Linked DNA regions of Mus musculus: region 1 is linked to region 2. Evidence: chromatin contacts called from ENCODE Hi-C or POLR2A ChIA-PET data. All regions are on one chromosome and are shown on one strand. Each heading gives the region's core, a stretch centred on a gene start or an enhancer-like site at or near the end of the contact. The rest is flanking DNA. Distances are from core to core; before and after follow the strand shown.

The links. A loop is a pair of places that touch in the nucleus more often than their neighbours do. ChIA-PET counts read pairs that join two places held with the same protein, here RNA polymerase II (POLR2A).
Region 1: a map of v-Abl transformed pro-B cells shows a loop between it and region 2 (2.4-fold over the local background). The contact joins the promoter of Rbsn here to the promoter of Nr2c2 in region 2. A Hi-C loop is called at or near these places in 2 of 37 maps with a recorded cell type or tissue (mature B cell and v-Abl transformed pro-B cells). POLR2A ChIA-PET finds 5 or more read pairs at or near these places in 1 of 5 experiments (embryonic stem cell).

The regions. Positions count from the first base shown.
Region 1 is chr6:92,212,397-92,217,229 of GRCm38, forward strand. Rbsn (rabenosyn, RAB effector) reads right to left here and starts at 2,474. Exons shown (of 12, transcript NM_030081.3): 1 at 2,315-2,474.
Region 2 is chr6:92,091,063-92,095,653 of GRCm38, forward strand. Nr2c2 (nuclear receptor subfamily 2, group C, member 2) reads left to right here and starts at 1,371. Exons shown (of 15, transcript NM_001347342.1): 1 at 1,371-1,752.

The DNA.
Region 1 (4,833 bases), core at 1,224-3,723, 120 kb after region 2:
GCCAACACCATGATTTCCATGTCATTTTAGTCACTGAGGAAAATATGTAGCATACTTATCAATGAACACTACTTTTACTCTGCCACATATACTGAGCTCTTGGTAGTTGTTAGGCACATGTGCTAGAAATACAAAGGCCAGAAGCTAAGTGTAGTGGTTCATGACTATAATGCCAGCACTCTGGATGTGTAGGCAGACAGGAGGAACCTGAGCTGGAGGCCAGCCTGGGCTTCACAGTGACATTCCGTTTCAAGAAACCAAAACAAGATCTGACAAGATGGGTAAAGTGTATGCCAGTCAGTGGGTAAAGTATATCCTTCTAAGTCTGATTGCCAGGACCATCCTAAAGGTAGAAGTAGAAAATCAACTCCCAAAGGTTGTCCTCTGATCTTCATATATATACCATACCTAAGTGTGCACACATCATACACACACACACACACACACACACACACATATATATATATATGTACATATGTATATATATATATATATGTACGTATGTATATATATATGTATATATATATGTGTATATATATATATATATATATATGTATATATATATATATATATACCACACCAGAGTGTGCACACATCATACACACACACAAAATATTTTAACAAGTTAATGTCATTTTTTTAAACACCAAAAAGAAAAAATAACAAATACAAACAATAAGCCTTTCAACTTTTCTTTAAAGAGAAGTATTTAAAAAAAAAAATCAAGAGCCAGAGAGATGGCTCAGTGTAAAGGCACTTGCCACCTACCCTGAGTTTGATCACCAGAACTACATAAAAGTGGAAGGAGAGAATACACTTCTGAAAGTTATCCTCTGGCTTCCACACACGCCTGTCCTCTAGCCCCTTCACACAAAATAAATGTATCTTTAAATTAAGATTTTAAAAAAGAAGAAACTTATCAGTGCAGCTTGATAATATGTTCCAGCACTTTGAAAAGTCTGAGGCAGAAGATCCTCACTTGAATCTATGATTTCAAAACCAGTTTGGCCAACATAGCAAACTGTCGCTTAGTTTAGATGAATGGATGGATAAAATTAGTGAAAATTATATTTTGCATTTACAGTGAGTTGATGTGTTTACTAGATTTTATAAATTAGAACAGTGGGGCAGCAGGTCTGATGTTCTCTGCCCTTCAACAGAAAAATCTGATACTTAAACATTTCAGGGCTTAATAACTTACATTTTCTGTCTTATTGGACTACAGCAAAGTCACTGTTGATGTGACCCTGAAAGACTCCTAACCATTGAGAACAAGGATAAAATCATTTCACAGAAGCAAAGAAATCTGTTTCCAAGACTTTAGAGGCCACATATCACAGCACAGAGTGGGAGTTTGTGTAGCTAGAATTGTGGTGTGCTGCAGAGGGCACAGAGGAGGGTACCATCTGGTCCTCAAAGGTGAAGGGTGACAGCAACTCAGAAAATAAATTAAACAGGACGCTAGGTGCCTGTTATTTCCTTTAATTAAGAAATTTGACAGGCGTGGGAGGCAGAAGCAGACAGATACCTGTGAGTTTGAGGCCAGCCTGGTTTACATGTCAAGTTCCAGGCCAGACATAGATACATAGTGAGACCCTTGTCTTGAGATTAAATAAATAAATCGAGAGACTACACACATGCAGACCCATCCCGGAAAGCATCTGAGGCATCACTTAAACAGCCAGCCTCAGGTCCGACCGGTTCTCTCCCCAGCCAGTGGCTGACAGGATCCTCTGGGTGTGACAGCTGCCTCCTCCCCGCCTGCAACTCATCCTGAAGAAAAAGTCAAACAGAAGTCGTCCCCGTGCACCCTGGCCACACATCGCAGCTCAGTTCTCACCCTGGAGAAACGCCCCTTACTCAAGGCAGGCTCCCTCCAGGATGCCTTCACAGCAGCTGCCTGGGGTGCCATAGCCTATACACAAGTGAAGTGACTAACACAAGACAGCAGCCGGGAAGGAGAGCCTGGGATTTTCGCCATCACCACGAGAACTCGGAGAGCGGGATAATAGGGTTCCGCGAATGAAGTGGGGGACCTTAACATAAAGTCACTTAATTAGGTGCCACCACAAACCACCGCAATTGATGCCGCAACCAGAAGGCCAGTTGTGCAAACTCTCGCCTCCAGACTGGATTGAAAAACCCAGCCGGGGGGCTCTGTAGAGATCCGCACGGCCACGCGCACCCGCGGGACGCGACTCTGCGGGACATCACGCAACACGTCACGGCGCGGGCAGAGACCCGCGCGGCGCCGAGGCCCGCAAAGCCTCATCTCCCGACCGCATCGTCATCTCAAACCACACGTCACACCCACCTCAGCCACCGCCGCGCTCTCTGCGACACCCTTTCTCACTCCCTGCGGCTTCCGACAGGCAGTCGGCAGCCTGCCTTTCCACCTCGGGTTCTGACTGCCGGCCTACGAGGTTCCTCAGAGACCAGTGGCAGCCATCGCCATCAGTGGCTCGGCGCTCGACAGGCGCGCCGGGCAGAAACCGGAAGACAGACTGACACGCGGCGGTCGAGCGCCGAGTCCTCGAGCGCACTGAACCTGGAAGAGGATGCTGCGCAGGCGCTGCCGCAACGGGGCGGGCCCAGTAGGAGGAGGTAAACTGCGAAGTTCTCTCAGGTCCTAGCAACACATCGATGTGAAACCCTACACTCGCCCTTCACTCACCCTATAGGTGGGGAAACTGAGACTTTGGCTCTTAAATAATGTGCCTGCAGCGCTAACATTATTTAGAGACCGTTAAAAAGTTTCTGAGATTTTTGCATAAATGCCTTAATACAGCGGTTGTTCTTCCAAAGGACCCAGGTTTGAAAAACTGCTTGTCTGCTACCTATATGCTCTCTTCTGGAGTCCATGGGCACTGCACATGTGGTGCACAGACATGCAGGCAAAACACACATACAAAATTTTGTTTTTTTACTTTTTTGTTGTTGTTGTTAAAAAAAAGTTTCTGAGTGCGAGAGACTAAGTTATGTTCAGCACATTGAGGAGACAGAAAGACGTGGAAATTGAGCCAAAGAAAGTAGAGACGTTGAGGAGTCGTGTCAGGGATTGGAAGTTGGCTCAATTGATCCTGGTTGGGACTCAATTTCCACCACACACCCATGCCTGTAACACCAATACTCTAAGGATGGAGGCAGGAGGACCAAAAATTTAAGTTAATTTTCAATTACATAGCAAGTTCAAGGCCATACTGGGATACATGAAACTCCATCTCAAAAAAGCATAAAAAAGTATGAGGGTAGCTAGATCTCTGCAAAATAAGTGGCATTTATGTATGAGTCAGGGTTCTCTAGAGTCACAGAACTCTATAGTCTATATAGTAAGGGAATTGGTGGATGACTTACAGTCTGTAGTCCAATTCCCAACAATGGTCAGCAGCAGCTGTGAATGGAAGTCCAAGGATCTAGCAGTCACTCAGTCCCACAAGGCAAGCAGTTGAAGAAGAGAGTGTCAATCTTCCTTCTTCCAATGTCCTTATATAGGTCTCCAGCAAAAGGTGTGGCCCAGATTAAAGGTGTCTGCCACCACACCTTTAATCCCAGATAACCTTGACTTGGAGATCTTCCTGTCTTAATCTTCTGGAATTCATAGCCACTGTGCCTCAAGATCTCCATGCCAAGATTCAGGTCAGAAACTTCTATCTCAGCCTCCAGATTAGGATCACTGGTGAGCCTCCCAATTCTGGATTGTAGTTCATCCAGATATAGTCAAGTTGACAACCAGGAATAGCCCCTGCAATTTACAAAAGACAGTATGGCAGATCAGTCATGTCTGAACCTAGCTGTACCATGCAACAACCACAGGGTACAGAGACAGACCCATCTGTTATTGAGGTCTGTTTGCTTTATAGCCAGCACACCATCTAGACTGCAGTAACCTGGGCCCCAGAAGTGGGAGCTTCAGGGAAGATGCAGGTCTTTGGAACCAGAAAGTGGCCTCCATCCCTCCTGCCTCCATCCCAGCCTAGCATGGCTGTGGCACTTGACCCATTTGACTCTGGGAATGACTGTCTGAAGGTGGTCACAGTCTCTACTTCCTTGTGCAGATGAAATGAAGCCAGTCTCTTGGCCTAGGCTCCTTACCGTACCTCCTCAGCTCAACAGCATTGAGTATGGAGAGGACAACTCCTAGGGCTCCACAGACCTGAGCTCCTGCCTCCAAGAAAATCTTACTTTGTGACTCTGAATGTGTCCCTTGCCTTCTACTCTTCAGTTCTCCCACATGCACACAGAAAGTGGGACTCAAAATGGGCAGGCTCTTCTTATTTCCAAATTGGTAACTATTTGTGTCTGTTTGGTTTTTGGCTTTACTGTTTTCCAGTGCTGGAATTGGAACTCAGGGTCTCACACAGGATAGATAAATGCTATACCATTGAACTATGGTTCAAAGTCTGCTTTCTCTAAAACTTTGAACTCTGCAGAGAAAGGGACTCTTGCCAACATGCCAGAGACAAGTATAGCTTTGCCTGACACCAACATCTGCCTTTGCACTCCCCTCCCCCAACACACACACACACACACACATACACACACACACACACAGACAAAGAGAGAGAAAGATAGAGACAGAGACAGAGAGACAGAGACAGAGAGAGACCCAGAATGAGGCAGAATGTGATGAGCATGATTATTTGATGCCAGTGAAAGACCTCTTAATTCAGCCATGATTTAGCCTGTCATCATTTACAAAACCAACATCACATTCAGACCTCATTTGTTTCCAAAGCAATGGCAGCAAGCAAGCTGGCAGTTTGTGGATAACTATGGAAGTCAGTGGATTGGCTGCTACTGCTGTATTGATTTTCATTTCTTAAGCTCTGGGAA
Region 2 (4,591 bases), core at 121-2,620:
CCAAGGCTAAGCACCTGTTTTAAAAATGGGCCTGGGGCATCTGCACACTTGCCTGGTCCGGCCAGAGGCATGCACATCCTCGGAGCTTTAAAACAGAAAGCTACCATCCATCCCAAGGAAGGTACCGGGAGCTCAGTGCACTCCCAGGACACCGCTCGCTTGCAACATCTCGGCGCGGCGCCAGGCAAGGGCCCGCTTCTCCAGCCTGCAAGCGGTGCCTACGGGATCGGCCGCACCTGCCCGGCCCAGGCCTGCGGGCCTCAGCTCCGGCGGCGGCCGCAGCGGCAGCGGCGGCGTTCCGGTGCGCGCGCGCGCTCAGCCAATCGCGTGCTCGCCCGCCCCCCGCCGCCGCGGTGAGGCTGGCGCCGGGAAGAGGAAGAGGAACATTCGCCCTCCTCCTCCCAGCGCGCGGGCGGCGGCGGCAGCGGCACCGGGGTCACGAACTCTGACCTTTCACTGACAAAAACAATAACAAAGCGCGGTCCCTCCGCGACCCCGGCGGTGCCAGGGCCCAGCCCGCCGCCCCGCTCCGCACCGGCCCGCCGCGGCGTCCCGGCCGCCCGAGCCCCCGGGCTCCTGCCCTCCGGCGCCTGCCCGGCCCGCGCCCTGCCCTCCTAGCCGGGGGCGCCGGCCGCAGACACGGGATCTGCTCCGCGGTTGTGGTGGCGCCCGACCCTGAGGTAAGAGCAAGCCCGCCGGGCCAAGCCGCGGCGCGGCGCGGCGCAGCGCGGCACGGCGGAGGAGGGCAGGCCTGCGCCGCCATGGAGGCCGCGGAGGCTGAACGCGGCCTTTTACCTTTGCCACGGGGCGGTGGCGGCGGCAGCAGCGGGCGCTTTGCATAGTGGGCCGGGCCGCACCCTTCCCTCCCCTCTCTTCCACTCCCCTCCCCTCCCGCGGCCGAGCCCGGCGAGCCGCTGTCCTGACCGGGCCGGCCGCGCGCCGCGGGGGCGGAGAGGGGGACTGTCCGCGGCCCCGCCTCACGCCTGGCCCTCCGCCAGCGCCGCCATCTTGTCCCCGCGGCGCCGGCCAGGCTCCCCTCGGCGCGCGCCCGGCCTGCCCGCTTCTTCCTGTGTTCCCCGCTCCTCACCCCAGCACTCCCCGCCTGCCGTTGGCTGCCACCCTGGCCCAACCGCCGTTTTTCCGGACTAGGAGGGTGGAAGGGGAGGGAGGGAGGCGTGGGCAGGGCACGACCTCCTGAGTGACGGCCGGGCTGGCCAATCGTTCCCCCTTATAGGAGGGCCACGGCCTGCGGCACCGCCCCCGGGGCTGTGCTGGTTGGTCCAGGTGGGAGAGGGAGGTCCCGGGGGCCGCTAGTGCGGGGTGTGAGGCCGGGCGGGCCAGCCTCTGAGGAACTTGGTGGGTCTCGGGCTGGGAAGCTGGTGATGCTTTTTGAACCCATGGCGCGGCCAGAAGGGAAGAGTTCGTCGGCACTTGGAGGCTCTCCGGGGTTCGCGCTTTCCTCACGACTCTGGACGGAGCCCCTCTGGCGGGCTCAATTTCAGTCCATGAAATTGGGACACCAGACGTTCTTGCCAAGCCTCGCCTCTCTCCTCAGCATTGTTTGAGGGACTGTTCTCTGAAAATGGAGTCCAAGCTACTCTGCCAGCCTCAAAAGTAATTTGCAAATGGTGGTGTTAGTTTTTTCGTCTTATTGTGGTGCTGGGGACGGCCCTGCCATTGAGTAACATCCCTAGTCCCAAAATGGTGATGTGGAAATATATAAGGAACCAACTGGAGTGGAAAACTTGTGAGGTGATTCTCTTTCCTACTTTCATTAAACACAGTTGTGCGTAGCTTTAGACACTAGGACACTACTTCCAGAGATTCAACTGACCTGGGCAAGGAGCCATTCTCCCCCCAGAATTTTGGATGCCGAGGGGATACAAAGGCTCAGAGAATGGTCAGAGAATGGAAGAAACTGGATGATGTGCTGAAGGAATCGTGAGGGCATTAATTTAATTGGATGGTGAGGAAGTCAGGCTTCACTGAATGTTTGAATAGATTTCAGGAAAAGAGCTGGGTTCTGGATAGCAAGCTTGAAGATGGGAAGGGAAGATTTTCCCACACTTTTTGTTGAGTAAATTGTTGCTGATACTATTGATAGCTAAGTGCTGCATATTTAATTGGTGCATTTTTACCCGAACTTGACAGTTGGGATAGCATGCCCAGCAATAAAATGTCCATTATACTAAGCAGGGAATTTGAATTGGACTTCAGTAGGCATTCTTTTAACATATTTATCTTTCCCAGAGATAAAATTGATTGATGCTATGAAGCTACTGAAAATCTCATTTATCAAAGTGGAAAACAAACTTTACAAAATATAATGTTAGCTTCCATTGGAAAGTCTGATGACTAAAATATTTGTGCATATAACATAGTAGGAAGGGCTGGCTAGCATGTAGGAAATCAAGTTTCATCCTTAGCACTGCATAAACTTATGTAGTGCTGCATATCTGTAATCCCAGTTACTGGGGCGGTGGAGGCAGATCAGAAGTTTCAGTGTCATTCTTGGCTACATAGAGTTTTAGGCCAGCCTGGGCTATAAGATCCGGTATCCAAAATAAAATATTTGAAATCAAACAATACCTTTTTAATAATATGAGCAGTCTCAGTTTTAATTCTTTCTTTGGATATCTCAAGAGACAGTGTAAGTTAAGCCAAGCAAACATTTCCAAAAAGAGATTGGAATAAGCTGTCCCAAAGTGACTTGCAGCCCAGTGAGTTCTACACTGTGGATTTTAAAGTTTTCCTGAATATTTATGAGGTGATAGAATCTTCATGAAATAAAGTGACAACCCCCTTTCCCACTCCCAAAGCATGATGGCTCTTCCTTTTGGGTTTTCTCTTTCCAAAAGCTGGAAATTTTAAAATCACAATACAGTTGATATTGTAATGATATCAGATCTTTTAAGGATGCAGACCCTTCTTTCAGGCACATGGGTGAGAAAGTGCCCTGATACCTTTAGTTTCTGATAACAGCAAGAATAGCCTAATCACAGGTTCAAGGCTGTTCAACCACAAAAGGGCGTTCTAATTGGAGACACAGCTATCAATCTGAAGCTGCAGTTTTCTCCAGTTATTTTGTATCGAAATCCTTGTCAGTCTGTAGTCAATCAAACTTTTAAGAGACCATCCAAGTATGGTGGTTGGCACAAGACTTTATCACACACAAGAGTTCTAGGCCAGCCAGGGCTACATAATGAGAATTCTGTGTTGGGATTGGGAGTAAGGTCTGTGTCAACAGTCTCTTCCCTTTATAAGAGGAATTCTAGGACTTTTTGAGGGTTTTTTTGTTTAGTTCTGTTGTTTTGTTTGAGAAGTTGTCTAGGTTGGCCTTTTAACCCTGGCCTCTAGTGATTTCCTGTGTTAGCCTCTGAGCAGCTGAGACTTTAGGCTGGTCTGTGCTACCATGCCTAGGTGGAGAAGTTTTTAATACCAAGCGACCTGGTATGATAGAAGGATCTTGGGTCATGGAGTCAGAAAAACTTGGTCCCAGAATCTTGATTAAGCAGTCTTTTTGAGGTTATACATTTGTAAGCTGGGGAAGAGGGAGCCAACACAAGGATGGAAGAGAGTGGGTGAGGATTTGCTGCAGTAACTGCAGACAAGAGAGGTGAGACTGGTGAGATAGCCTGTATCTTGCTTGAGGTTCACATTTGAGTATGTCTTTGAGTTCTCCTGTGTGCCATTTGCTCCAAAGGTTTGAAGTATCAGAGTGGACACCAAAAGGGATCATCTGTGAAGGGAGCTTAGCATCTCAAGGGGACTGAAGCCAATCTGGGCCACATAATGAGTTCCAGGCTTGCAACCCTGTCTTGAAAAACAGAATAGGAAATGGCCCTTGAAGCTCATCAAAACCAGCCTAGCCACCTGATATATATTCCCTACATTTTAGTTTGTCTTCCTTTATTGCTGACTATGAAAAGCTGATTTCCTTTTTTGGAGACAGGGTCTTATTATGTAGCCCTGGGTAGCCTGGAACTCTCAGAGATTCACTTGACTATGCCTCTTGAGTGCTGGGATCAAAGGTATATGTTGTTATATCTCACTTAATGGCTGACCTTTTCTTCTGTGTGTGATCATCATCTGAAATTCATGTTTCTGTGACACGCTATAGGAGATGGTTTTTTGGTCTTTGGAGGTTTAACTTGCCTAAAGGCTGACATTCTCTGTCATTCTTTGCTATCTTGTTGTTCCTTCCCCATAACCGTTGCAACTTTCTGTGAACTCTGGTAGCTAGGATACCTCTCCTGATTACTAAAAAGCTAATGTTGAAGCAGGAAAAGCTTTCTACCTAAAGGTATGACAGCCAGGGAACACTTTCAAGTGGCATAGCTCACAATGATGAGAAGGAGGTGTGTATAGGGGGAATTGAAGCCCAACTCAGTACATTGGCATGGGCATTGTTTAAGGGCATTGTTTAGCCAGGTTCATACCTTAGCATCTGGGCGTCTTGGAGAGATGAGAAATGAAATGTTAAGGACAGGAAATGAATAAGTTACTGCAGACTTTTATCTGGACTTGATGAGGCAGTCTTGGATTTTAGAAAGCATTATGTCAATGAAAGTCAGTTTCAGGGCAAAGTATG